Linked DNA regions of Homo sapiens: regions 2, 3 and 4 are each linked to region 1. Evidence: chromatin contacts called from ENCODE Hi-C or POLR2A ChIA-PET data. All regions are on one chromosome and are shown on one strand. The core of a region is the stretch at or near the end of the contact, and the rest is flanking DNA. Distances in the headings are between cores, read along the strand shown.

The links. A loop is a pair of places that touch in the nucleus more often than their neighbours do. ChIA-PET counts read pairs that join two places held with the same protein, here RNA polymerase II (POLR2A). Pooled maps may share reads with other maps.
Region 2: a loop to region 1 is called in a map of MCF 10A, with 6 times the contacts of the local background. The contact joins the enhancer-like site here to the promoter of LINC01550 in region 1. A Hi-C loop is called at or near these places in 3 of 168 maps with a recorded cell type or tissue (CD4-positive, alpha-beta memory T cell, MCF 10A and naive thymus-derived CD4-positive, alpha-beta T cell) and 9 of 50 pooled maps. POLR2A ChIA-PET finds 5 or more read pairs at or near these places in 2 of 52 experiments (CD4-positive, alpha-beta memory T cell and naive thymus-derived CD4-positive, alpha-beta T cell).
Region 3: a loop to region 1 is called in a pooled map, with 3 times the contacts of the local background. The contact joins the promoter of LINC02914 here to the promoter of LINC01550 in region 1. A Hi-C loop is called at or near these places in 2 of 50 pooled maps. POLR2A ChIA-PET finds 5 or more read pairs at or near these places in 2 of 52 experiments (activated T-cell and naive thymus-derived CD4-positive, alpha-beta T cell).
Region 4: a map of CD8-positive, alpha-beta T cell shows a loop between it and region 1 (4-fold over the local background). The contact joins the promoter of LINC02325 here to the promoter of LINC01550 in region 1. A Hi-C loop is called at or near these places in 4 of 168 maps with a recorded cell type or tissue (CD4-positive, alpha-beta T cell, CD8-positive, alpha-beta T cell and naive thymus-derived CD4-positive, alpha-beta T cell) and 10 of 50 pooled maps. POLR2A ChIA-PET finds 5 or more read pairs at or near these places in 6 of 52 experiments (CD4-positive, alpha-beta memory T cell, activated CD4-positive, alpha-beta T cell, activated CD4-positive, alpha-beta memory T cell and 2 more).

The regions. Positions count from the first base shown.
Region 1 is chr14:97,976,141-97,981,136 of GRCh38, reverse strand. LINC01550 (long intergenic non-protein coding RNA 1550) reads left to right here and starts at 3,013. Exons shown (of 3, transcript NR_015430.2): 1 at 3,013-3,160. RefSeq lists an enhancer at 2,514-3,013.
Region 2 is chr14:97,176,195-97,181,190 of GRCh38, reverse strand. No RefSeq gene overlaps it. Among named protein-coding and RNA genes, the nearest start is that of LINC02304, 24 kb to the right of the region's middle. RefSeq lists enhancers at 545-839, 245-1,444. Within about 2 kb of position 2,275, at least 2 of the 41 ENCODE cell types and tissues checked have a DNase peak (open chromatin) inside an H3K27ac peak, as active enhancers do.
Region 3 is chr14:98,709,205-98,714,200 of GRCh38, reverse strand. LINC02914 (long intergenic non-protein coding RNA 2914) reads right to left here and starts at 2,588. Exons shown (of 3, transcript NR_161369.1): 1 at 2,415-2,588.
Region 4 is chr14:97,456,458-97,461,453 of GRCh38, reverse strand. LINC02325 (long intergenic non-protein coding RNA 2325) reads right to left here and starts at 2,638. Exons shown (of 5, transcript NR_110166.1): 1 at 2,527-2,638.

The DNA of each region.
Region 1 (4,996 bases), core at 1,764-4,263:
GCAAAGCTCTAAGCCAGTGTTTCAGGCAACACTCTCTGGGTGGTTTTAACAAATAATAACATCAAATAATAAATAATGGTATCAACTACCACTATGGCTGTTGCATTTTTTGAGTGCCTCCCTTGGCCGGGAACTGTGTATATATTACTCTAACCTATTACTCACAATCACACTCTAGGGAAAGCATTTTTAACCCCTGTTTTTCAAAAGTGGAAAATAAGACTCAGAGTGGTTAATAGATTTATACAAGGCCACACAGCTAGTGGGTGGCGGAGTGAGCAGAATTTCCATCTGACTCCATCTCCTTCCAAAAGTACAAAATGCACAAAAGTACGAAAATGCTTTTATTATGGATTGAAAATTTCTATCCCTCCAAATATATATCCTGAGGCTCTAAACCCCAGTATGGCCATATTTGGAAATGGGGGCTCGAAGGAAGTAAGACTTACTGAGGTCATAAAAGTAGAGTCCTGATATGATAGAATGAGTGTCTTTATAAGAGACACCAGAATGCTATTTCCCCAGGCACACACACCAAGGGAGGGCCATGTGGCTGTCTACAAGACAAGAGGTGAGCCCTCAGCAGAAACCAGGCCAGCCAGAAATGATCTTGGACTTGTCAGCCTCCAGAACACTGAGAAAATACATTTCTGGGATTTAAGTCACCCAGTCTGTGGTATTTTGTTATAGCAGCTCAAGCAGACTAATACATGTCAGTCCTGAGTTAATAATATTTCCCAGGAAGTCTCAGAGTACTATTAGGGAATGGCCCTTAAATACATGAAGTGCATGTATTAATTCCCAGCCTACCTCCTTCACCCTACATAAAGTGCAGAAAGGGTCAGGGTGTCACAGGGCCCGTTTCCTTCAATGCGTCTGTGGGAAGGACGTGTAGGTGCAGCCCACGATAGCTCAGAGAATGAGACCGGCTTCAGCTTGACCCTTTTTGCTCCAGGAAAGCATGATGTGGATCATATCTTACTTTACTCTCATAGAAATTTGCTGCTTCCTCATGTATAAATAACTAATCATGAGCAGCAGTGTGCTCCCTGTCAGAGCCTGATCAGGACCATAGAGGCAAGTGGGACTCAGCCTGGGTCTTCATGGCTGTGGGAGCCATTACTGCTCTCTGTATTCCAAGTGGAACAGTCCTGGTGTAAGGGTCTTGTTTCAGTGTCTGTGAGCATGAATGGGTGTGCGTGTGTGCACACGTGCATAAGAAGCTTGTATCCTTTCTTCTTCTAGTGAAAGGAAATCCCCTGTACCTGGGGATTGGGGGAGATAGTGAGGTGTTGGGGAGCAAGAGAGACTACAGGAAAAGATGAGGTGCTGAGGCCCACCAACCTGTTTGTCCTCACCCTTTCCATCTGCTGAAAGGTGCCTATTGGGCGTAGAATTGTCTCCAGCCCACTTCATTGGACCAGGTCATCCCAGTTAGCCTGACTGTCCTGTTTGCAGGTCAAGTATAGAGGGAATTTTGCCACAGTAAAACATGCTCTATTTTCAAGTCATATGTGAAGAAAAAATAAATGAAGGAAGGATGAGGAAAAGACCAAATGCTGCCAAGTGTCCACTACAAGCTCTGGTTTTCTGCGGGGGCCACTGAAAGGTGTACAAATTGTTCACCATAAGCCAAGGACACAAACATGTGTGTGCGTGTGTGTGTATGTATGTGTGTTTGATGCCTTAGCACAGCTCGTGTTTGATGCTTGTGATGGTTCTATTTATAAACTTTGTGCTCTCAGATGGGACAACCAGAGGCACTTCTTTCCTGCATTTCAAGTGTTTCATTTCCTTTTTAACATGTCTTTTAAATTAAGGGCATGCACACCAATGCATGGGCTCACTCTCATCTTACGGCAAGTTGATCAGACTAGGGTTAGTTGTCTGAGAAACATGGGTGGCCTTTGTCACAAACAAGAGGAGAAGCAGTTCAGGGAAGAAGAAGACTAAGGACTAGCACTGTTGTTTTGGTGGAGTTGTTTGTTAGCTGACTGTCTACAAGGCACATGTTCTATCGAATATTCAGTGTTGGGTGCTGACTGTGTTACGAGCCTTGTACATAGGATTTAAACCCCAGAGCCACTCTGTGAGGCCAGAATTGCTTTGGGATCTTTCAGATGAGGGAACCAACGTGAAGGCTTTAAATCCTATGTCCAAAGCCACACAGCGAAACCAGAGTGAAATCCGGAGCATTTGAATCAAGAGTTGAATCTTCTTTCCTCCCCGGAGGGAGAATCGCCCAGGGGCTGAGTGCAAGGGGAAAGGCTGGTTCTGAGGGGAAGAAGCTGAGCATGTTGCGGCACAGGACTTAGAAAAATTTAGAAGCATCTGCAATTGTTTTCCAGGGGAAGATACCCAAAAACAATCCAGAGAAGGAAATAAAACGAGAAGAATAGTAAGGCAACATGGAGTATAAAAGTTGCTGCATTTAGGGCGAAGGAGAGAACCTCTCTGCTCCGTGGCGATATTAAAGCTATCCCCAAGAACGGGAGGTGGGAGTGGCCTGAGGGATGACTCCTCCAGCACTGCTGCCTGCCAGCTCCGGGCTGCACAGGGCTGAGCCGGCGCCAAGAATGCCCTCTTCTGGTGATATTCTCGAAGCCCAGGAAGATAGCAAGGCAGCCGAGACCTGTGTTTTCCAGATCCTGGGTAGATTCCCTTGTCAGATGTGGTTCTACTTAAGCAAATATCACTACCTTCTCTTTTTCCTCCTCAGCCCTCAAACTAGTGATAGGGAAATTATTTCAATAAGGTAAGCTGTACCTTAGTAGAGTTTGCTTCCTTTTTTTTTTTTTTAACCCCGAATAATACTCTCTATGTCATCTGTATATTTATGATAGCTCAAAGACATGGGTGTGTGGATCTAATTAAAAATGTGAAAGGGTTTAGCAGCCTGCTGCTTCCCTGCAACTCTCTGGTTGCCAAATCTTGGCAGCCGTGTTGAACTTGAGCCAAGCGTTTAGTCCTCAGCTGAACTGCTGCCAGCCTGCGCACGGCATTGTGGGGCGAGAGCCGGAGGGGCTGCACTGCACCGAGCTTGCACAGGGCGAGGCGGGGGCAGGACCTGGGACCCAGCCACCCCGGAGGAAACCGGAGAGGAAACCAGCTTGGTCTTGCTCTCTGCCTCGTCCCAATCCCCGGCTCTTACCAAATGCAGGTAGGACCAGCTAGGCCAATTTGGTGACCGGGTAGGGCTTCAAGCTACTAGGTGGGAAATGGTCCCTACAGTTTTGCTTTCATTTAGTCGAAATCGGGCCTTTTCAGAGGAGAAACAGTTCTCCACTCTCTTGCAGTAGTTTGGGCCTGAGTTTCAACAGTCGGATGGGGCATTTCTATTGAGTTCTCTGCTGTCAGTCTGAGCTTTTTTTGATAGCTTGGCAATTGTTCTGTGTCTTCTCTCTGAAGCAGCTGAGTCCAGCACAGGGTTTCTCAAACCCTGTTGTGCACACATGTCACTTGGGAAATCTTGTGAAAATGCAGGTTTCTGAGTCTCCCCGGGGAAAGGGGAGAATTCATGTTGCCAAGATCAGAACTGACTAGAACTGCTTACGTTCCACATTATGACTCCAGACTGGAACTTTTGTGAATTCAAGGATGTTAGGCTCTGGAAAAGTACATCTTGGTGATTTGCTGTCAGAGGGAAAAACAATTCAAAGAACTCAGCATTCTCCACAATATGTTGACAAAAATAAGGGGAAAAAAAAAACATCAAAGGCATGGGTCACTTTTTATTTTTTTTTGAAATGTACCAGCTATAAGCAAATTAAAGAGGAAGAAAGGGTCGTATTCTTTGTATACAGAACACCCTCCTGCAGAGTGAAAATTCAACCCTAAAAAGATCTTCTAATATACTTGAGGGGCTGAGAGAGAGGATGAGGGGGGACTTTGCCTTTTAACTTTATATCTTGTGTATTGTTGATTTTTCATGATGATGCATTTCTTTCGTAATTAAAAGAAGAGGCAGCAGCTGCAAGACGGCCCAGGAGCCTTCTTGGCAGTGACCTTCCCCAGGGCAGGCCACCAGGGTGGGGCAAGTATGGACTTTGAAACCACTTTGTCCTGGAGTGGAAGCAGGCTCTGGCATTAAGCTTGGGGAATTTGGCTAACATTGCTGGGCCTTTGCAATTTCATCTGTGCAATGGAGAAATTGGGCCTTCATTGAGGCACAGCTGTGGGTGCCGCAGACATGTTTGTGCGGGGCTCATACCCAGGGGTCCTTAACAGGCGTTTTAAAAATTCAGAGTCTCTCTCCGATGGGGTTAGGACACTATTCCAGATAGAATTTCACCCCGGCAGACTGCTTCTGAGCACAGATATGTTCCAAAACCTCCGGATAGGAGCTAATCACTTTAGAAGTCACAAAGCCTCTGTTCATGATGTTAGAGGAGCTCCCCAAAAACGAGGCCTTGGGGAATAGCAGTGAATTTTCTCTTTCTTTTCAAATGGCAAATTTATACATATGAAAAGTCTAAATGACATGGCAAATAAATCACAAGTAGTCATAATTTAGCCGGCCACTTTTATTATGAAACAATCAAAAGCATGCAGTCGGGACGATGGAGGGAGATGCAGGCTGTGTGGCCCCTGTGCAATTAGGGGGCTGATACTTCCTTCATATCCTAAGTTGGGATGGCATGTCGCTTGCTTTGTGGTTTGGAATAATGCAGAACTGGCTGTTTCTATCACAGAAAGAGGGAGAGGGTGTGTGCCGCCAAGAATCAGGATATTTCCAGGAAAATTTCACTCCAAGAGGCTTTCTTGAATCTCATTCCTAACATGTGGGCAGATGATTGTCTAAACCACTGAGGGATGATGCTGGAGGTAAACATCTAATTAATTAAAGAAAATCTCCTTCTGCACCCCAACTCCGAAAATGCCCCGCAGTTGAGAAACACTGACACACACTCACCCACACTCACCCACACACTCACCCACACTCACACACACACTCACCCACACTCACACACACGCGCCCACACTCACACACACACTC
Region 2 (4,996 bases), core at 1,026-3,525, 800 kb after region 1:
AGAAGCTAAATGACGTTCCACAGAAGAGGACACCCCTGCTTCCATGTCCTGTCTCAGGGAGCCAGGTTCCGAGAAGGCTGCCTTCGCCTTCCTCACCACCCACTCCTGTCGCACCAACCTTCCGGGATGATCCCGCTCTTCCATGACTGGCTGGCTCTGCGGGAGGAAGGGTGCGGAAGCTCAGCAGCGGGCGACTTCACAGGAAGCTTGCCAGGCTGCCGCGGAAGCCACAGAGCGGGAGCTTGGATGTCAAGGTTTGGGAACTAAAAATACGAAGTGAATCTGCAGTGGGCAGATGCAGAGGCCGTTGCTCCCGTGGACGGTGTGCTGCCCCCCACCAGAACCTTCCAGAGGAAAGGGGGTGCCCCATGCCTATCATCCATGGAGGCGCCGAGGCCGTGTGGGACACGCTTTTCCATGCTGGAGTCTTCACTGTGCTTCCTTCAGGAGCTGGAGGAAAAAGACGCGGAGTGTCCTTTGGAACTTCACTGAGTGTCCTTTGGAACTTCACTGAGTGTCCTGTCCACTCAGTGAAGGTGACCCAGGCCCCCCTCATTGGAGGGTCCACACATGGTCCCAGGAGGAGCCTTTGCCGCCCGGCTCCAGGGATGACTCAGGGAGCGCTTTTCCCGTTTTAGCTGCTGCCATGTGTCATCTGATGTGACTAACGTTTCTCCTTGTGATGAGTCACCCAGCCAAGCACAGGAAGACGTGCCTTCAGAAATGCAGGGTTTGAAAGAAGATCCGCTAGGTGGCATGGGCAGGGTGGGGGACGCTCTTCAGCAGCACTTCATTCCCTTTTCAAGGGCCCCTCAACCAACGTCAAGGTCCCTCTGAGTTGTTGGAGGGTGGGCTGGTGGTTCCTGTGACCATGGCCCCCAGGCTGTTTTGGGGAAGCTGGCAGGGGGAACATAGTAGAGTGTGTTCATGAAGGGAGCCAGATATTATGTGTGGGTCCTTTTTCTTAATATTGATAACTTGCAAAGATGTTGACTTCACAAGTAGACCTTAGATTCAGCAAACCCAAAATACTACAGTAGGAAAGACACTGGCTTTTTGTAGATTTCAGAATGTTCAAGGTTGTGGCCTTGGGAATCGGTGCATTCAAACTCTTGCTTTCTAGATGATGAAACCCTGATTCTCAAAACTGCATAAGGTATCCCACCTCCGAGCTTCCACTGCAGTCCTTATCAATGCATTAATGCAGTCCTACTGTCATTGAGGTAGTGTATTATTTCGTTCTCACACTGCTGTAAAGGACTGCCTGAGACTGGGTAATTTATAAAGGAAAGAGGTTTAAATGACTCACAGTTCTGTATGGCTGGGGAGGCCTCAGGAAACTTACAGTGGTCGTGGAAGGGGAAGCAAACACGTCCTTCTCCACAAGATGGCAGGAAGAAGTGCTGAGCAAAAGCAGGGAAAGCCCCTTATGAAACCATCACATCTTGTGAGAAGTCACTCACTGTCATGAGAACAGCAGCATGGGGTGACCTCTCCCATGATTCAGTTACCTCCCACCAGGTCCCTCCCATGACACATGTGGATTATGGAAACTACAATTCAAGATGACATTTGGGTTGGGACACAGCCAAACCATATCAGAAGAATGCCCCTCCAAAGATGTCCACGTCCCAATCCCTCAAACCTGTGACTATGTTACCTTAGATGGCAAAGGGAACTTTGTAGATGTGAGTAAGTTAAGGATGTTGAGATGGGAACATGATTCCAGATTATCTGGATGGCTTGATGTAATTACAGTGGTCCTTATAAGAGGGAGGCAGGGGTGTCAGACTGAAGGGACAAGAGGTGATAAAATAAACAGAGGTCATAGTGATGAAGGGCCATGAGCCAAGGAATATGGGCAGCCTCTAGAAGCTGGAAAAGACAAATAAGTGGATTCTCTCCTAGAACCTCCGGAGAGGAACACAGTCCCATTCTGGATTTCTGACCTGCAGAACAGTGAGATAAATTCACGTTGTTTCAAGCCACTAAGAAGGTGATGATTTGTTATAATGGCAACAGAAAACTCATACAGTCCGTTTCTCTGAATTATCAGTTTCTTCCATGAGGCTGAGAGCAAAGTTGAAAGCAAGAGCTGTGCCGCATTTGTATCTGTGACTGCAGATCTTGTAGGCTTGGCTCATAGTAGACGTTCAGTTAACATGCATGAGCCCACACGACCCTTAAAGGGAAGATGACTGTCCCTGAAGCCACATCCTGCTTCCTTCATCACCATTGTGTAGAATCGACCCTTAGTGTTTGGGAAAGGAGCCAGAGAACAGAGATTACACTCAACCCAGTCCTACCTCTATGTCATAATTTTGGCTGCAAATCACTGAATATTTCCCAATATGCCAGGAACAGAGCAAAGTTATTTCTCTGACTTAATTTAATCCTCACAAAACCACTATGTATGGTAGGTTTACTATGATTCCTATTTTTCAGTGTGAGAATGAGGCTTGGAGAGAAAAAGAGTAAGTAAAATGAAATAAAACCTTGCAGTTCCACCTGACTCTGAAGTCCTTGCTTCTAACCCCTGTGCTGTGCTCATCCTCTTTGAACTTCTGTTCCTAACCTGGTATTACAGAGATTAACACCCATCTGAAAGAGTGTGAGAGAACACATTTATTCATTCATTAGTTCAAGAAGTTCTACGGGGTATCAGCCTGATTCCAGACACCGGCACTGGGGAATATAGCGGCGAACAAAGTGAGCCCCTGTCCTGAGGAAGTGAGAAGAGAGACATCCTATGCAAATAACAAATGTATCATATAAAATAGCATCAGCTAAAGGCTATGAAGAACATTTTTAACTAAATAAAATAATGTTATAGAAGTTAACCTTCTGCCCAACACATAGTAGGTGCATGAAAAAATGTTTGCTGAGTTTCTGAATGGGCATAAGGGATACTGAATAGATTCCCTCACTCTGAAACATCTACTGTCCCCTGGTGCCAGGCCAGGTGGGCTGGGGGTGGACATCCAATGGGACCCTTGTCCTTAGAAGCAGATACTGAGCCAGAATCTTTGGTGTGATGACAGTACTGCACCAATGGCAATTAACTTATGCCTAACCCCACAAAGCCAGAGACAACACTGTTAATAACACTGCCTTCCTCTTCCCAGGGCTCTTCTCCGTGATTCAGCCTCTCATCCTCCAGTCTGTCTCAGCAGTGATTTTTGATCCCCAAACCAAGCCAAATCCATTTTATTTTTCATTATTCAAGGAAAAGCCACTGATATGGTTTGGGTTTGTGCCCACCCAAATCTCAGCTTGAATTGAAATCCCCATGATCCCCACATGTTGTGAGAGGGGCCCAGTGGGAGGTAATTGAATCATGAGGGTGGTTGCCCCATGCTGTTCTCATGATAGTGAGTGAGTGAGTCCCATGAGATCTGATGGTTTTACGTGTCTGGTATTTCCCCTGCTTGCCCTCACTCCGTCCTGCTGCCCTGTGAGGAAGGTACCTGCTTCCCCTTTACCTTCCGCCGTGATTGTCAGTTTCCTGAGGTCTCCCCAGCAATGCAGAACTGCGAGTCCATTAAACCTCTTTCCTTTATAAATTACCCAGTCTTCGACATTTCCTTATACCAATGTGAGAATGGACTAACACAACCACAAATTCACATATCTACACAACCAGGCACTGTGAAGGAGGTCAGAGGTAGAGGGCCTCAGAGAGGTGAGAACAGTGGCAAACTTATTTCTTCCCCAAGAGAAGTCAGTAGATTGTTTTCCTACGTGTCCAGCCTTTTTAAATGTTGGCAATTTGAAGCATCAGCCACAACAACTTGCCCCATGCAGGGTAATACTTAGGGGCCCAAAGTGCCTCCCTGTACTTGCCCCAGGAGCACCCAATACGTGGTAGATTATAGTGATGATGGTAGTAACAACAGTAATAATCACTGCAGTGATACAAAGCGTGTAAACCTGCCCGCAGGGTTTTAAGCCTTTCACAGTCTATGAGTTGCAGGTGTGCCCTCTCGTGGTTATAATTGTCCCTATTTTCAAGATGAGGAGACAGAGCTGCAGAGGGGTTAAGTCAGCTTCCTTAAAGCTTCACAGACAGGAGCAGCTGGTCTGGATTCGAATCCTGGTGGTTGGCTTCCTCGCCCAAGTCTCTAACCTGGGCATCCTCCTGCCTCTCAGAGAGAGGCTAAGTAGAGGTGCACTGATGGCTGCATGAAGTCTGAGAGAGCCAACTCGACTTGACACAGATGCTCAGGCTAGCCCTGACTGCTGGGTCAAGGTCAAGGATCTCCAGGGATGAAAGTCTCTGGTCCCTGGCGTATGCGACCTCCAGTCTCCTTATCAGGCATGCCGGGGACTGTTCAAGCCCCTATCGACTTTGCTTAATGCCTCACCCATTAGTTTTATTCAGAGCCCTTTATGTGTTTGAAAATATTCCTCTTCATTATTCATATTGTGCCACAAGAATGATATATTTGAAGAAATCATCATGAATAAAGTGGCCAATTTAGCAGTGAGATTTACTAGGAAAATACTCAGTAAAAAATAGTCAGCCACCACAGTTTCTGGGAGAGAAAAAAAATGCTGTTTGGGCCTTCGTAGTTATGGAACAATGCTCATAGCTGCGGGATCCTATTCAATAATGTTTCCTATAGCAATTCTCAGACAAAGAAAGAAAAAATTATTTTTAATAATGATAAAAGGGGAAAGAAAGTGGCTTCAATTCTAATCAAACCTCTCGTTACAGAAAAAAGAAATTATCCTCTTTCCCCCTATCGTTCTAAAATAGTTTGGGGGAGGGTAAACATGTGTGTACATTAAAAATAGAATTGCTAATAATCTTGCAAGTAAATGTTCTGGGTTTGGGAGGCCAGATGGCAGGGCAGTAAGAGCTAGAGTCAGAAGCTCGTCTCTACTCAACTCTCATTAGTTCTGCAGTCCAGGAGAAGGGTAGTTAGTTGGCATGACTGAGCCTCCACCTCATCGTCCTTAAAATGGGGTTAATTTTGTACCTAACAGAGAGGAC
Region 3 (4,996 bases), core at 1,339-3,838, 730 kb before region 1:
TCAAACCCTAGATTTCTTGCCTGAACTCGAATAAACTTTTGTTTCACCCAAAGAGAGGCATCGTGGAGTCCTGCAAAATCATTAGGTGGGGAGCCAGCAAGATGAGGTTCTCATTGTCACCTGCCACCGCCTGTAACAAGTCCTAGGTTGTCGCTGAACCTCAGGCTCTTTATCCAAAATTTAGGGGCTTTAATTAAGTGACCCATTAGATTACTTCTAGCTGTAAAAATCTGTGGTAGATCAGCTAGAATTGTTAGTATGATTTAAGGCATAATATGGGTTTAGAAACTATTTCTTTTACTACTAATAGTTATAACTTTGCAGGATGATGCCCACAGTTCTCATTCAATAGAATCTTTTTTTTCTTTTCTTTCTTTCTTTTTTTTTTTTTGAAGCAGAGTCTTGCTCTGTCACCTAGGCTGGAGTGCAGTGGTGCAATCTCGGCTCATGGCAAACTCTGCCTCCTGGGTTTAAGTGATTCTTGTGTCTCAGCTTCCCAAGTAGCTGGGATTACAGTTATGCACCACCACGCCCAGCTATTTTTTGGCATTTTTAGTAGAGATGGGGTTTCACTGTGTTAGCAAGTCTGGTCTCGAACTCCTGGCCTGAAGTGATCCACCTGCCTGGGCCTCCCAAAGTGCTAGGATTACAGGCATGAGCCACCAAGCCCAGCTGATTCTTTTTAAATAAAATTATTATTATTATTATTTGATACAGGGTCTGGTTCTGTCATCCAGGCTGGAGTACAGTGGCACAATCTTGGCTGGTTGCAACCTCCACCTCTTGGGCTCAAGCAGTCCTCCCACCTCAGCCTCCCAAGTAGCTGGGATTATAGGAGTGCACCACCATGTCTGGCTAATTTTTGTATTTCTTGTAGAGAAGGAATTTTGCTCGGTTGTCCAGGCTGGTCTCCAACTCCTGAGCTCAAGGGATCCTCCTGCCTCGGACTCTCAAAGTGCTGGGATTACAGGCTCCCATGACCCATGGCCCCCCAGCCACATTCAATAGACTCTTTACACTGGGGTGGGTGCTGTGGCCACAGCAAAAGGAAACATGCATTTATTTATTCAGTGACCAAATATTTGTGACTTGCCATAGTGGTTGGTATGTGAGAATAAAATCATTCTCATTTTATAGAAGATAACACTGAGGCTAAGTGAAGTTGGAATTACTATTCATACTCATATCTATAATACTAGCTCATTCTACGTAGCTCATCTTAGGGCCCTAGTCTCAATAAGAATTCCCATAGTAGGCTTTCAACTTACTGATTCTTCAAGTCATTCCTAAGTGTAAAACAAGTTCTTACTTATGACGCATTATTAAATAAAGTGAGCTACTAGGTTGGTGCAAAAGTAATCGTGATTTTGCCATTCTTTTAATGGTGAAAACCACAATTACTTTTGCACCAACCTAATATTTTGGATTGCAATTATTTCAATATACCACTTCATATGATATTTTGAGACTGCCTTTGAGTGAGGTCTATCGCTTGTATTGTGCCTCAGTAAAGCCCCATTTAGAACTCTTCTATAATTCAGTCTTTCAGAAAATCAAGACTCTTTAATAAGTCCCCGATTTGCTCATTCTTGCACATCATAAAGAGGCTTTCATGATCAATGTGTTTTGGAAATATGACTAAACAAAGTAAGGTTAGTGCCTTTATAGCAGGGCCTCTTGCATCCTGTAATGCACGGGTATGTACCTGAGATCTCCATGAGGGTGTTACCATTTGCTGCTTTTACTTTTCCCGAAGTTCTTTTACTCTAGAAAGTACTATCAGGAAGCATCTGACAGCACTGGCATTCACAGAAATCTGTGTCGCCCCCAGTTAATCTTAATTTCTGTCATTGGCACTGTATCTGTGGGGTTTTGCTGCAATGTAAAACGGAATAATGAATATTTGTTATATTTTAGACACTTTATGGATTCCAAAGCATTTATCTCATATGGTTCTTAAAGCCATCTTGAGAGATGGATATGATTACTCCATTGTATTCAAAAAGCAGTGAGAATTTTAGTTTAGAATGGTGCACCAAATAAATACTACAACTTTCCCCCACTTCTCTGAACACATAAGGAAGATAGGAATAATATTAGTAAGCCATACTAATTACATAGCAGGGCCCTGAAACAAGAATGGGCAATCTACAGATACCAGAAATGGAAATATTTCCTGAAAAGGAGGGTGCTTGGGATGGTTACTAGGGGCTGAATCACTAGGGCCCAAGAGGGTGCCGGGAAAAGAGCTGAGAGCCATGCACAAGGCTGTGTCGAGGGTTTCAGGTCCTAGGAGGGGCAGGGGACCACATCTGGCAATCTAGGTGTGGCAAAGGACCGCAAACCTGCAGTGGGGACTGAAAATCTACCCCCCACTCATTTCTAGAGTCTGTATCAGCTCTGTGTCTGCCTACCGAGTGCTGTGGCTGAAGCCCTGGTCCTGGAACTTGAGAAGTGCCTTCTGCATGGGGCAGGGTCTGGAGCCACCATAAGAGTAGGAGCTGTCTGGAAATAAGTTCTTCATGTGGGTTTGGGGCTGAACTTAGACACGTGCAGAACCTGTGTTTACAGCCATGATAATGCATCTTGGGGGTTCCTGGAATTCAAAGAAAGGAAATCACCCAGGGTGGTGATGACCTCACAACTAAGAATTACACAACACTGGAGGAAGACAGAGCCCAAGTGAGACAAACAAAAACACAGCACAGAGGACTATATAACTGGTGAAAAGAAGGGAACTTAGAGAATCTGAAAAGACACGTGAAACATTTTTTAATATCCTGAAAGAAAGGAGAGAAAGCAACCATGGCAGGAGGAAAGAAGGCTCTGGAGGAAAAGAAGTCTTGAAATAATAACAGAAAGTTAGGGAAGGCAGTGATAAATTCCATATATAAAAATACATTTTTTGCGTGGGCGCAGTGGCTCACGCCTGTAATCCCAGCACTTTGGGAGGCCAAGGAGGGCGGATCACGAGGTCAGGAGATCGAGACCATCCTGGCTAACACGGTGAAACCGTGTCTCTACTAAAAATACAAAAAATATTAGCCGGGTTTGGTGGCAGGCACCTGTAGTCCCAGCTACTCGGGAGGCTGAGGCAGAATGGCGTGAACCCAGGAGGCGGAGCTTGCAGTGAGCCGAGATCGCGCCACTGCACTCCAGCCTGGGTGACAGAGCAAGACTCCGTCTCAAAAAAAAAAAAAAAAAAAGAAAAATAAATTTTTGAAAATCACAAAAGTACCTTTAAAGATGTTCTGGACAGATGAAACCTCCAAGACCATAGCAGTACAAAGAGAAAACACATTAGAAAAATTAGGAGACATAGAAGATGGGTGGCCCTGTGACACAAGTTCAGTGGGGTTTCTAGGAAAAGCAAATGAATAGAAGAGAGCACAGGAGACCTCTACAAATGTGCCAATTAGATATTCCAAGAACTGGCTGATGTCGTCTAGAAAAACCTCCAAACATAAAGAGTAAAAAGAAAATTCTACAAGCTATGAGAGAAAATTAAAACACACACACACACATACACAGATACACACAGACACACACAGACACACACACACAGATACACACAGACACACACACATAGATACACACACAGATACAGACACACACATACACACACAAACACACACACACAGACACACACAGATACACACAGACACACACATACACACACACAGATACACACAGAAACACAGCTACACACAGACACACACACAGATACACACAGATACACACAGACACACGCAACATACACAGAAACACACGCACAAACACACACAGATACACACAGACACACACACACATTTTCTGCAAAGGAATGAAAATGAACATTAACATCATTTTCTCATCAGGAATATTAGATGCCAGAAGAATAATTAAGTAATATATTCAAAGAGAAAACAGTTTTCTGTCATAAATACTTTACTCATTCCAGGTAGTTTCCAAGAGTAAGTATAATATAAAATAAAGAAATTTAAAGACATAGACAAACCAGCACATTACCACAGACGCTCTCTGGAAGAACAACACAACCTAAAGCCATCGTCAAACCATGGCCCGTGGGCCAAATCCAGCCAGCACCTGTTTTTGTATGGTCTGTGGGTTAAAAATGGATTTAATTTTTTAAATGATTGAAATGAAATCAAATAAGTATTAACATTTTCTGACAAATGAAAGTTACATAAAATTCAAATTTTGGTGTCAATAAGTAAAGTTCTGTTGGAACATAAGCATGCCCTCTGGCTTCCCCGTTGCCTGTGGCTGCTTTCCTGATACAAGGGCAGAGCTGAGAAGCTGCGACAGATGCCAAATGTTTGGCAAAACTTGCACTATTTATTATCTAGCCCTTAACCAGAAAATTGCCAATCCTGAAGGATGTACTTTAGCAAAAAGAAATATGAACCCAGGAGAAAGGAATTAGATGCTAAAAATGAAAGTAAATAATTTTTATTGAGTCTATTATTTGATACATGATGTAATAGTGATTAATAAAAATAAAATGTAAAAACAAGCTGGAGCTAAATTTTAGACAACAATGAAATGGGGAGGAGAGTTATTTGGAGGCAGTGGACTCTGAAGATTGTCTTGCTCAGGAAGATGCCAAGACACTGACGATAGCTCTGCCTTCCAGAAAAAGCACTTAATAGGTGATTTAAATTTTTTGACAGCCATTAATAAATAAAGAAAATGCATAATTTCCAAATGAGTAGAAATAAAAAAAAACCTCTTAAATGAAATTTCAATCATCTAACAGAAAGAAAGAGGAAATATTTAAAAAAGGGAAAGTAGAGTAGAAAACATGAAGAAGGCAGAAATAAATCCAAAATTTTAATAATTCCAATATAAAACAAGTTAAACTCATCAAAACCAGACCTACTAAAATATGGCAAAATGCTCTTTATAGGAAACACATATAAACAAATAACTCCGAGGATTGAAAATGGATGGAAAGAGATATCCAAGCAAAACTTTCACCTAAAGAAGGCTGGTG
Region 4 (4,996 bases), core at 1,389-3,888, 520 kb after region 1:
GATGATCCCCTTAAATGGTAACTTTTAGTGAAATGGTATTAAAAGTGAATGTCAGTCTCCCATTGCATTTTATTTAGACTTTGAAATATATCGGCCGGGCACAGTGGCTCGTGCCTATAATCCCAGCACTTTGAAAGGCCAAAGTGGGTGGATCACCTGAGGTCAGGAGTTCAATACTAGCCTGGCCAACATGGTGAAACCCCATCGCTACTAAAAATACAAAAATTAGCTGAGCATGGTGGCAGGTCCCTATAATCCCAGCTACTCGGGAGGCTGAGGCAGGAGAATTGCTTGAACCCGTGAGGCAGAGGTTACAGTGAGGAGAAATCATGCCACTGAATTCCAGCCTGTGTGACAAGAGCAAAACTTTGTAAAAAAACCAAACAAACAAACAAACAAAAAACCATATATATATATATATATATATATATATATATATATATAATTACACTTAAACTAAGTGTACAATAAATTATAAATAGAGCCCATCCCAGGATTTCAGTTACCAGCGCCTGATTGCTTTATGATGCTCAGTACAGCACATATTGATGAAGCCCTTCCGACATCACCTGCTGCAATGTGAGCTTTCTGTACATTTTAACACTGGCCATGCTGCTGTAGGGAGGGTTATCATTCAGCCTCGGAGATGCTAAGGGTCACACATCCAACTGTGTAGGCTTTATTTGGACCCAGGACAGATTCTCACCCATGGGCATCCTGTTCACACTTCACCAGGCTGGGCTAATTCTACCCATCTTCTCTCTGCCCTGAAGGACTTATCACATAGTTACACCTATGAGAATTTTCAGCAATCTCAGAATTACTTCCTCTGGAAGTATTTGCAAAAATGGGATAATGGTAGAGGCACTAAAACTGTTCCTACACTATAAAGCCAGCAACTCTCCTGCTTATAAAATGCAGCTGGGGTAGGAATGGTAAGAATAAGATAAAGTGTAAGGTCTTTCACCTCCAAGGCACTTGGACATTATATCTTTAGACTCTTTGTTATATTGACTGCATTACTCCCAAATGCTTTTTAGAGGAGGGGGGACATTTAGAAAAGTGAATTTCTTATGATCAAATCAATATGTTGTGGTTTATGACAATTTTATACATTTATGGCTAAGAACCTATCTGCAATCACTTCCTAGACAAAAGTTAATCATCTTAGAATTTAAAAAAACATAGTTTATTTTTTACACAATTTCTGGGATTGGATTTCCCAACATGCAGCCCAAACACCTGCTCAGAGCACAGGTAAAACAGAAGTCTCACCTCAAAGTCAGCAATTTTTAGAAAAACTTGACATACAAAAAACACATAAGAGCTGTTATGTTGGACATTCTTGCTGTAATGGCTATATATATATATGTAATTATTATTATACACATACACACTCACGTTTTTCTTTTGAGTCAGGGTCTCGCCCTGTCATTCAGGCTAGAGTGCAGTGGTGCCATCACTGCTCACTGCAGCCTCAACCTCCTAGGTTCGAGTGATCTTCCCCACCTCAACCTCCAAAGTAGCTGGGGCCACAGGCACATGCCAACATGCCTAGCTAATTTTTTTTATTTCTTATTTTTGTAAAGATGGGGTCTTGTCACGTTGCTCATGTGGGTCTCAGACTCCTGGGCTCAAGCGATCCTCCTGTCTCAGCCTCCCAAAGTGCTGAAAACTACAGGCGTGAACCACTAAACCTGGCCTGTTATATATTAATTTTAATTTAAAATACCCATGAAAAGGGGAGTAGGTTATTTTCAGTACTTAAGGTCCGAATATCGTGGGCTGCTGGGCTGGGGCTCACGACCCATCCGCAAATAACACAGAGGCAGACACAGAGAAAATCAGACATTGAGGCTTTCCTCACCTGCCTCTGTCTCCCTCCATCTCTGCAACTCTGCAATGCCCCAAGCAGGAGTCTGCTTTTTTGTATAATGGGCAACCCAATCTTGGCAGGAAACCAAAAGTCAATTTCCAGGAAAGGCAGAAAAGAGGGCTATAAAAACTAGAGGACCTCTGTGGCCTTGTGGTCACCTCTCCTCTCTTGCAAAGACACAGCTGTCACCAGAACCCCACGTCTCCACCAGCACAATGCCTCTCAAGATGCTGTAAGCGCCTAGGGAAAGCCAGCCTGCTAAAGGACGCACATGTGCGCACACACACAAACTTCAGGATGGCCATCAATTCAGTTCCTCCTTTACCAAACACTGTGACATGCCTTTCCCCTCTTCTCTCTCTCTCTCTAACCAGCCTTTCTCCCCCACCTCTCCCCCTTCACAACGCCCAGTTTTATTAGTATTATTATTCTCTTAAGTGGCACATGTAGTACCACTTCCTGCTCCATGAGGCCCCGCCGAAAGCGACGGAAGCGCGCCCTCCTCGCCGTGACATCTGTCTTGGCGGCAGCCTCCTCAGGCGGTTCTCTTGGCAGCCTCCACGCTGCCACCAGGCCTGTCGGGTGGCTGTACGGCTGACGGGCTGTCACCGCCGCCTCCTCTTGCGGGCTGCCATTTTCTTTTGATTTACCTTTGATTCGGAGGCATTTGCATGCTTTCATCACTTGGTGGACAAAGTCCTCGGCAAGTCTCCCATGGCTGCTTTCTGTGTAGGCAGCCAGGAAAGGGGCGGATCCCTCTGTGACTTTGCTTTGAGGTGTAAATGGAGGCCCGGCTGGCCTATGTCACGGGGAGCCCGGAAGCGGGTGTAGACTGTCACTTCCCAGCTCCCCGGGAGACGCTATGTAGTTGCTCCTCGCTTTGGCTAGGGAGCTGCTTCGCCAGTGACAAGTGTCCCCCGTGTCAATTAGTTTATTAATCACCCAGCTAGACAACTTGGTAATGTGGTAATTTCAGGGTTAGGCTGCACCGAGTTCTTCCTTTTCTGGCTGGGCATAAGAGCTCGTTAAAGGACTTCCCCTGCTCTCCAGAAAACTCTTTCTCTGCCTTTGTGCATATCCCAGTGAAGCCATTCAAAACTGCAACTCCTCTTCCCCGGCGTGCGGACAGGAGGGAGGACAGGGTTAAATTGCTAATCGAGGTTTCGTGAGGTCTGCCAGAGCCGAGTCTCCAACACTTACATCTGTTCAACAATTATTACAGCATTTTTGTCATAAAAAATTCAACACCCTGAGTGTCGTGCTAGCAAAACCTGAAAATTTATGCAGTGAATAGAATAGCTAATTTCTCTGAGGAAATGCAGGAGGAAAATTACAGATTTTACTTAAATTCCAAACACCAGAGTGCACACATCTGACGCCCTCTTTGGATTTTTTGTCAACCACCGGACCGAAGACGCCTTCCCGTCCACCAGGAAGCGGGGAAGACCCTGGACACATGCTCTGACCTTGGAAGAAGCCGTACTGTGAAACTCCAGACTGATCTATGCACCCACCCAGAGTGTCTCTAAAAGACCTCTCTCCCAATTAAATCCATGCGTGGTACAGAGTCAGACTTCGATTCCGGAGCGAGGTTAGCGTGATTGGTTTGCGTTTTTCCCACTCCCTTCTTCCAATTTGCCCCCCACGCCTTTAAAACAGCTCCTTGGAGAAAACAGAGGGGATGGAGAAGAGCCCCGACAGCATCGAGAGTCTTAAATCTCCTTAATTCATTCTAATGCTGTTTGATGCTTGCAACGGCAGCATTGGAGTTTGCCTCTCTGCTCCATAAAGGTCTGGAATATGGATTTTATGCTAAAACTAAAGCTGTCTAGTTAGGATGCCAGCAGAGTGGAACAATATGCTACAGGCGATCCTCAACTATTCTCCAGGGCCGGAGCCTGACTTCCCGACTGGGTGTTTGTTACCTTAATCATCATTGCAGCGGGATGAACAGGAATTTCTTGCACTGCCACCACAGTGGCACAATTAACGTTATCCGAATTTTCAGAGATTCTACTGCAGAGAGAGGATACTTGCTCCCCTCTGTTAGTGACTGCTCCAGGGTCCCTGTTTATTTTCCCTAGAATGAGGTGGTCAAAGGAACCAGCTGCCCTCTGCCCACTTACTCTGTCTCATGACAGCTCAGCATGGTAAATATTTTCTCTGTAGGGTCTCACATCTCCTGACCATCTCACCTCAGGGCTGGGGAGCACAGCCACACGCCAAGAGCAGAATCCATCACTGGCATTTATGTCTTAATAAAAGCGTGTGCCATTTTCAGATAAAGTAAACACTGCAGCCATTTCCTCTTGCCAGTAGAGGTTTTTCTCTCTTTCCTTCTGAGTCATACCCTTCTAGAAGGTGCAATGTGCCTTCAGAAGAACCCAAGGAGGCTGTGATTCAGAGGTTCCAGAAACAGACACAGCTCTCCAGGCCCTGTGAGTGGCAGTGACAGAATGAGGAGTCCTCCACCCCCTGCAGCCCAGCTATGCCTCAGGCACAGAGCACCCACCAGAAGGAGGATCAGCTCCACCTGGCTCCCAGGCAAACCACGTCCCCAGGCACTGGTGTCACGGCCCAGGTGCTGCCTCTGGCTCTGTCCCACATGGAGGCCTCCCAGTGGGTCACATCCCAGCACAGTCCTCCTGCCTGATATCACCCCCAATCTGTCCTGGGGCTGGAGAGCTCTGAGGAGGGGACCTATGAGTGCAGTGTTTGCCGGCCAGGGCAGAGCCTAAGTGACCCCATGTGAATCCTACTGTGACCCTGCATGGAGACAATCAGAAAAATAACACAGACACGAGCCACAACCACACTGCTGTCAGAACGTCCCAGGCTCTCGTCCCAAGCACTTTGTCTGGCTTAATTTTCAGAACCGCCCTGTAAAGTACATATTATCATTCCCTTTTTCTTGCTGATGAGTCCAGAGTTCAAAAAGATTAAACAAATTCGCCAAGACTGCCCAGCAAGTAACCAGTAGGGCCAAGATCAGATGTCAGACAGGTCAGATGCAGAGCCCCTGCCCTCTCCACCGTGCCACCCTGCCCTTGAGGCAGCTTTCCATTTGAGAAGTAAGTTTAGCACGAGATGCACGACAAAACTGGTAACAGGGCAGACCTG